Regions from separate parts of the Homo sapiens genome. Here region 1 is linked to region 2. Evidence: chromatin loops called from intact Hi-C (ENCODE). Cell type or tissue: OCI-LY7. All regions are shown on one strand. Links, peaks and the distances in the headings refer to the core of each region. The heading gives the core; the rest is flanking DNA.

Region 1 (2,925 bases), core at 220-2,719, 96 kb after region 2:
ATAGTAGGTGTTTTCAAAAATGTTTAGAAAGTGAAATAACAACAAATGCAAAATAGACTTGTTTGCTAATCATTTTAAACCCATTTTATGAGATCGTTTTCCAAGCAGCAAAATACAAAATGACAACATTTTATAGTAGATAAATGAAACTCAAATACCCCATAGTGGTGGGGTGTGACAATGGCAATAAGCAGTGTAAGATTCAGAATATTATAACTTTTATCAACAGAGGTTGAAATGTGACTGTTTTGCTAGGCCATAGTTGGCTGGCTCTATGCTTTTTCCCCCCTGCCCTCCTTTAAAAACACGTGGACACACAAAAATAGAAGTATGCTGTAACATTATTTTTCTCCCTTAACAACTTCCTCTATTGGTTTACATTTTCTATTTCCTCTGGAGTATGTTTTAGTAAGTTATACTTTCATTGAGAATTACCCATTTTCTCCAAGTTTCCAAATTTATCTGATAGAGATGAGCAAAGTATCCTAAGATTCCTTCCCCCCCCCGTATTTGTGGTTATCTCCCTAAGATCATTTTGTATATTCTTCTTTGCTTAGGATGGCCATTTTATTTTTACATACCTCCTCCCTTCCCCCACACAGCAAACCAGCTTTTGGCTTTATTATTTCTTTTCTGTATTTATTAATTTTCATTTTTGATCTGTTATTCCTTTCTGCTTTCTTTAGGTTTATTTTATTGTTCATTCTTCAACTCCTTGAGTTAGATTCTTAATTCACTTATTTTCATTCTTTCTTGCTTAATATTTGAGGTTATAAAGCTTTTTCTGAAAGACAGTACAAAGGCGCTGATATATATGCAGTATTTTCAGGTTTTCTAAATATTCTGAAATTTTGATTTCGCTCTTTGATTCAAAAATTAGTATTTTAAAGTTTTCATGTAGGAGCTTGTTTTCTGATTTTGTAATTTATTTCTGCTTTAATGCATTGAGATCAAAGAATACTGTTTATACGACTGCTTTTTTGAATTAATGAGGCATTCTTTGTTTTTAGGGTACAGAGGTCAGTATAATCTGCTTAGATCTACCTTACTATGTTTAGACCTTGTACGTTCTTAATTATTTTTGTCTACTCCATTTCTCATGGACTACTGATGTGTTTGTCTGTTTCTCCTTGTTTTTAGTTTTTCTTTATAAATGTTTATGGTGTTATTTGGTGTAGTATGATTTTCACTCTTCCACTGTTAAAGTGGCCTTCTTTCATTTCATTTAATGTGTTTTCCCTTGAGTTAAATCTTATCAGATCATGACCCTCAAATGGCTTTTTGTTTGGAGAAGGGACCTTTGGAGGACATAAGGGCTGCAGATTTCAGAAAGAATCAGCAAAAACAGTTGTGTTGTCTCTTCCTGAAGAGACATGCACCTCTGCTTCATCTTCACTGTTGTTGGAAATCTACATGATTTTATAGTTTTGAATTCTCATCTTTTTTTTAAAGTATGCTCACTTCTGTTAATCATTTTTCTTATAGCTTTGGGGTAGCTTCCAAGATGAGAACGGGAAAATGCTGAATTTACACCACAATGTTCAAACCAGAAATTTCCCTCTAGGTTTTTGATAACGTTTTCTAATTACATAGGTACCTACAAGAACACCACACCTTTTCTCCCACTACTCTACTACCCTCTTCAGGCAAGACAGCAAAAGAAACATTTTACATTACCACATAATCTAGGAAACAAAAGGAACCTCCCCTCCCCAATTTTTTTCCTGCTCTACAACATCCTCCCTAGATGTGGCCAGGTTGACAGTTTATGTAGGCATGGCTCTTTTTCTGTGTAACTGTATATAGACATACATAATGTACACATTACTTTAAAAAGTTAAAGGGAGTCATTCCAAAGTTTTTTTCAATCTAACAATGTATTGTAATTTCCCACATAATACATTTATTCATTAAATATTAAATAAGAATTTGCCGTGTACCCAGTACTATGTGGGTATTCTGGATTCATTATTAAACAAAACTTGACAAAGATGCCTTGTCTCGCAGAGCTTATAAATTGCAGCAAGGTGAGACAGACAATGGGAAATAAAATAGTAAATTACCTAGTATGAAGGTGATAAGTGCCATGGAGAAAAGAAAAAGAGTTAAGGTAGGGGAGTGGAGGGGTGGGAGGGTGGGTTTAATGCTGAATAGAATGTGGAGGCTTCATTGAGGAAATGATATTTGGGCAAAATCCTGACGGAGACAAGGGAGTATGACATGCAGATATTTGAGGGAGAAAGCATTCCAGGCAGAGGAAACAGCTAATGCAAAGCCTTTTGAGACAGAAGCATGTCTGGCATGTTTGAGATATAGCAAGAAAGTCAACATGGCTATTTTTGGGGGGGAAAAAAAAAGACTCAATTTGTTGTGTATATTGTCTGCAGTGGGATCTTTTTCAAGTGATTTTGATTCACTTTCATAAAGAATAATCACAGGTATCTAAAAATGGGATGTGCTCATTTCTGTTAAACAGAATTACAAAGCCTGTCACCAAGAGCTCAAGAGATTGGATACTCCGGGATAAACTGTAAGGTCACTTCTAAATCAGTGATCCTGTGATTTTTCCTCCTTGCCACCGGAAAGGCCAAAGCTGTAGTCTTAATAATAATATGCGCAATCTTCACCCCATCTTTTCTCTAAGTATGTGGGCATGGGAAAGAAAAGCTATGGACGCCTCTAGGGATGCAGGTAAAGGTATCAACAGCAGGATGAACTACAGGAGTTCAGACAGCCTTTCAGGTTTGGGTGATGAGGGAGGACTACAGGTAAGAATGACACGGGGCAAAGATGGAAAAGGAAAGATGATACAGTTGGATGGGGAAGAGGAGAGCCAAAAGGTGGTGTGAGTGCGTTTAACAGTGTAGTAGGTTACTTCCAACCCATGTGAAAAAGTTTAGCTGTGATGCTCACATAACTAAATCT
Region 2 (2,925 bases), core at 149-2,648:
ACATTTTCTGTCTTGTTAGTTCCACATGCCTACTTGAGGCTCTGTGGTAGAAAAAGTCTTGATGGGCCGGGCGTCGTGGCTCATGCCTATAATCCCAACACTTTGGGAGGCCAAGGCAAGTGGATCACCTGAGGTCAGGAGGTCAAGACCATCCTGGCCAACATGGGAGAAACCCTGCCTCTACTAAAAATACAAAAATTAGCCAGGCGTGGTGGTGCGTGCCTGTAAACCCAGCTACTCAGGAGGCCGAGGCAGGATAATCACTTGAACCTGGGAGGTGGAGGTTGCAGTGAGCCGAGATTGCGCCACTGCACCCCAGCCTGGGTGACAGAGTGAGACTTTGTCTCAAAAAAAAAGAAAAAGAAAAAGAAAAAGTCTTTACGGTAAAATAACACAATCTCTTACCTTTAGCTTTGAATTAAAGGTCATATTAAGTAGAAATATAAGGTCCCTTGAGAAGGGGCCTTCCTAAGGCCTACTGCAATGGCATACATGGAGCAGATTAGCAATGCATTTTTCTTGAACCAAATTAGAATGGAATTTATTGCAGAGTTGGAATTAACTCTCCCCCAACATTGTCTGAGATAGCCACCCCAAGTGCTTTTATCCATAGTAAGAAAGGAGTTATATTACGAGCAAAGTACAGAAAATTGTGCACCATTTGGAGGCCTGTGTCATCTATGGCCAAACACAGCTTTAGGTATGTCTCTGATAGTATCTCCTTACCCTCTTACGTGAACCTAGAGCACAAAATAAGTTAAAACTCCAGTGTGATGTATTAATAATAGTGTCCCTTTGGGACTGCTGAAATATCCTTTCTTGAAAAAGTGAACAAACTTATATTTGTGCTCAAAAATGTCCGATGTTATCATTATTATTAAATTGTATTATTATTTTGTATTGTATTATTTAGATTTCAATATTGTTTAATTATTATTTGATTATTTGATTGAATTATCATTTAATTATTTACACTTAATTATTATTAAGGAAAATAAATCTAGGCCTGCTGAATTGACTGGAATCAACCCTGGCAATATGATTCATACTTCAACTTTGCTCCGAGGGAGGTGCCTGCTAAGCACTCTTTGAATTTTTCATCCATTTCCTGGTTCTGAATTTCACTGAACAAATTTTTCCAATCACCAACTTCACCTACAACACACAAAAAACAGTAGACCCAGATATCTGTTAGAATATTTCTTCATGATTTTACCATTTTCAGTGCAATATTTCACTCTGATATGTTAAAATGGACACATGGAAAAAAGCTTTACACTCTTTATTTAGTTTTTTTCAGACGGTGTCTCGCTCTGTTGCCCAGGCTGGAGTGCCGTGGTGCGATCTTCAAGCAATTCTCCCTGCCTTAGCCTACCGAGTAGCTGGGATTACCGGCGCCCGCCACCACACCCGGCTAATGTATTTTTAGTAGAGATGGGGTTTCGCAATGCTGGCCAGGCTTGTCTCGAACTCCTGACCTCAGGTGATCCGCCAGCCTCGGCCTCCCAAAGTGCTAGGTACAGGCGTGAGCTACTGCGCCCAGCCAAAAGTTTTACACTCTTAAAACCTAATGTGATTTCTGTTGTAAAATTAACAATATCCATTGGGACTCCACCATCTGTGGTGTGGGAGGTGACATGTTTTCTTTACATCACTAGGGGGAGCCATCAGCCTCAGTGATACCCTAACCCTATTCCTCTCCAAACACCTAGAACTTAAAATTCCACTTTTTGAGAATGATATTTTTCTCTGTAAAGTCTCTTAAAGACTTTAAATACCCTTTGAAAGTTAACATTTTATAGCAAGTTTTCGTTAAGACCTCAGATACTGATAATTTTGCAAAAATGTATTATTTTGCCTGAGTTTGGGATGTTTTTTCTTACTGGCTGTTACCAGTAAAGAAAGTTACTTTTTTCTTAAAGATCTTTTGATCATTTAGGTTGAAGTTGTAAGTTCCATATTGCATAGCTGTTGAAATGTACGTTAATAAAGAGTTTAATGACATGAAGAAACGCTTACAATATATTAAGGGAATAAAAGAAAACACAAAACTGTTTACAAATGTCATCAGCTATATAAAACGTCACAGAATAAGGGTGGAAGAAAATATGCCAGAAAGTTAAACCTACCTCTGGTGGAAGAAATTTGGATAATTTTAATACTTTTTCACATTTTTCTATGCTTTATGAATTTTCTACAGGGAATATCATACGTTTTTAAAACTATTACTTTATTTACCTTAGAATTGTCCTATTCTAAATAACACTTAATTAACAATAGATAGAAAGGTTCTATTTCCTACCTCCTGAAAGCTGATTAAACAAGCCATAAAAATGGGGGTTAGTCAAGAATCTAACCAAAGTTAGGTTTACATTCAATGTTCCGCTTACAGTAGATTTTAAAAATGGATTTTCATTTGAAAAAGTACAGTAGAGTCATGTCTAGGCTCACATCCTGACTCCACTGTTTATTAGCTATGTGACAATGGAAAATTAATATTCCTGAGCTTTGATTCCTACATTTAGAAAATTAAGAACTTCAGTGGGTTTTTTGGTTTGTTTGTTTTTGTTTTCTTGTTTTTGTTTTTGTTTTTGTTTGAGACAGAGTCTGGCTCTGTCACCCAGGCTGGAGTGCAGTGGTGCAATCTTGGCTCACTGCAACCTCCACCTCCCAGGTTCAAGCAGTTCTCTGACTCAGCCTCCCAAGTAGCTGGAATTACAGGCGCCCGCCACCACGTCCAGCCCGAGCTAATTTTTATATTTTTGGTAGAGACAGGGTTTCACCATCTTCGCCAGGCTGGTCTTGAACTCCTGATCTCATGATCCACCTGCCTCGGCCTCCCAAAGTGCTGGGATTACAGGCATGAGCCACCATGTCCGGCCTTAGAACTTCAGTGTTTTTTACAATAAAATTTAATCCCAACAA

Evidence for each region. A loop is a pair of places that touch in the nucleus more often than their neighbours do. Peaks named below come from ENCODE experiments on the same cell type or tissue, not always from the same donor. Only the 100,000 strongest peaks of a DNase experiment are listed, where the experiment ranks them.
Region 1: a loop joins it to region 2, with 2.8 times the contacts of the local background. A loop is called at or near these places in 4 of 110 quality-filtered maps.

What each region holds. Positions count from the first base shown.
Region 1 is chr2:37,262,399-37,265,323 of GRCh38, forward strand. All of the region lies in intron 14 of PRKD3 (protein kinase D3), which reads right to left. It also overlaps a transcript of NDUFAF7 not described here. Among named protein-coding and RNA genes, the nearest start is that of NDUFAF7, 32 kb to the left of the region's middle. In OCI-LY7, for the core only: a CTCF peak has its summit at 1,626 (motif pointing left); no DNase peak of the experiment used is centred there; H3K4me3 peaks cover 496 bases; H3K27ac peaks cover 626 bases.
Region 2 is chr2:37,166,911-37,169,835 of GRCh38, forward strand. SULT6B1 (sulfotransferase family 6B member 1) reads right to left here. Exons shown (of 7, transcript NM_001367551.1): 7 at 910-1,155. The coding sequence ends at 1,025. Among named protein-coding and RNA genes, the nearest start is that of EIF2AK2, 11 kb to the left of the region's middle. In OCI-LY7, for the core only: CTCF peaks have their summits at 1,672 (motif pointing right) and 1,872; a DNase peak (open chromatin) is centred at 1,651.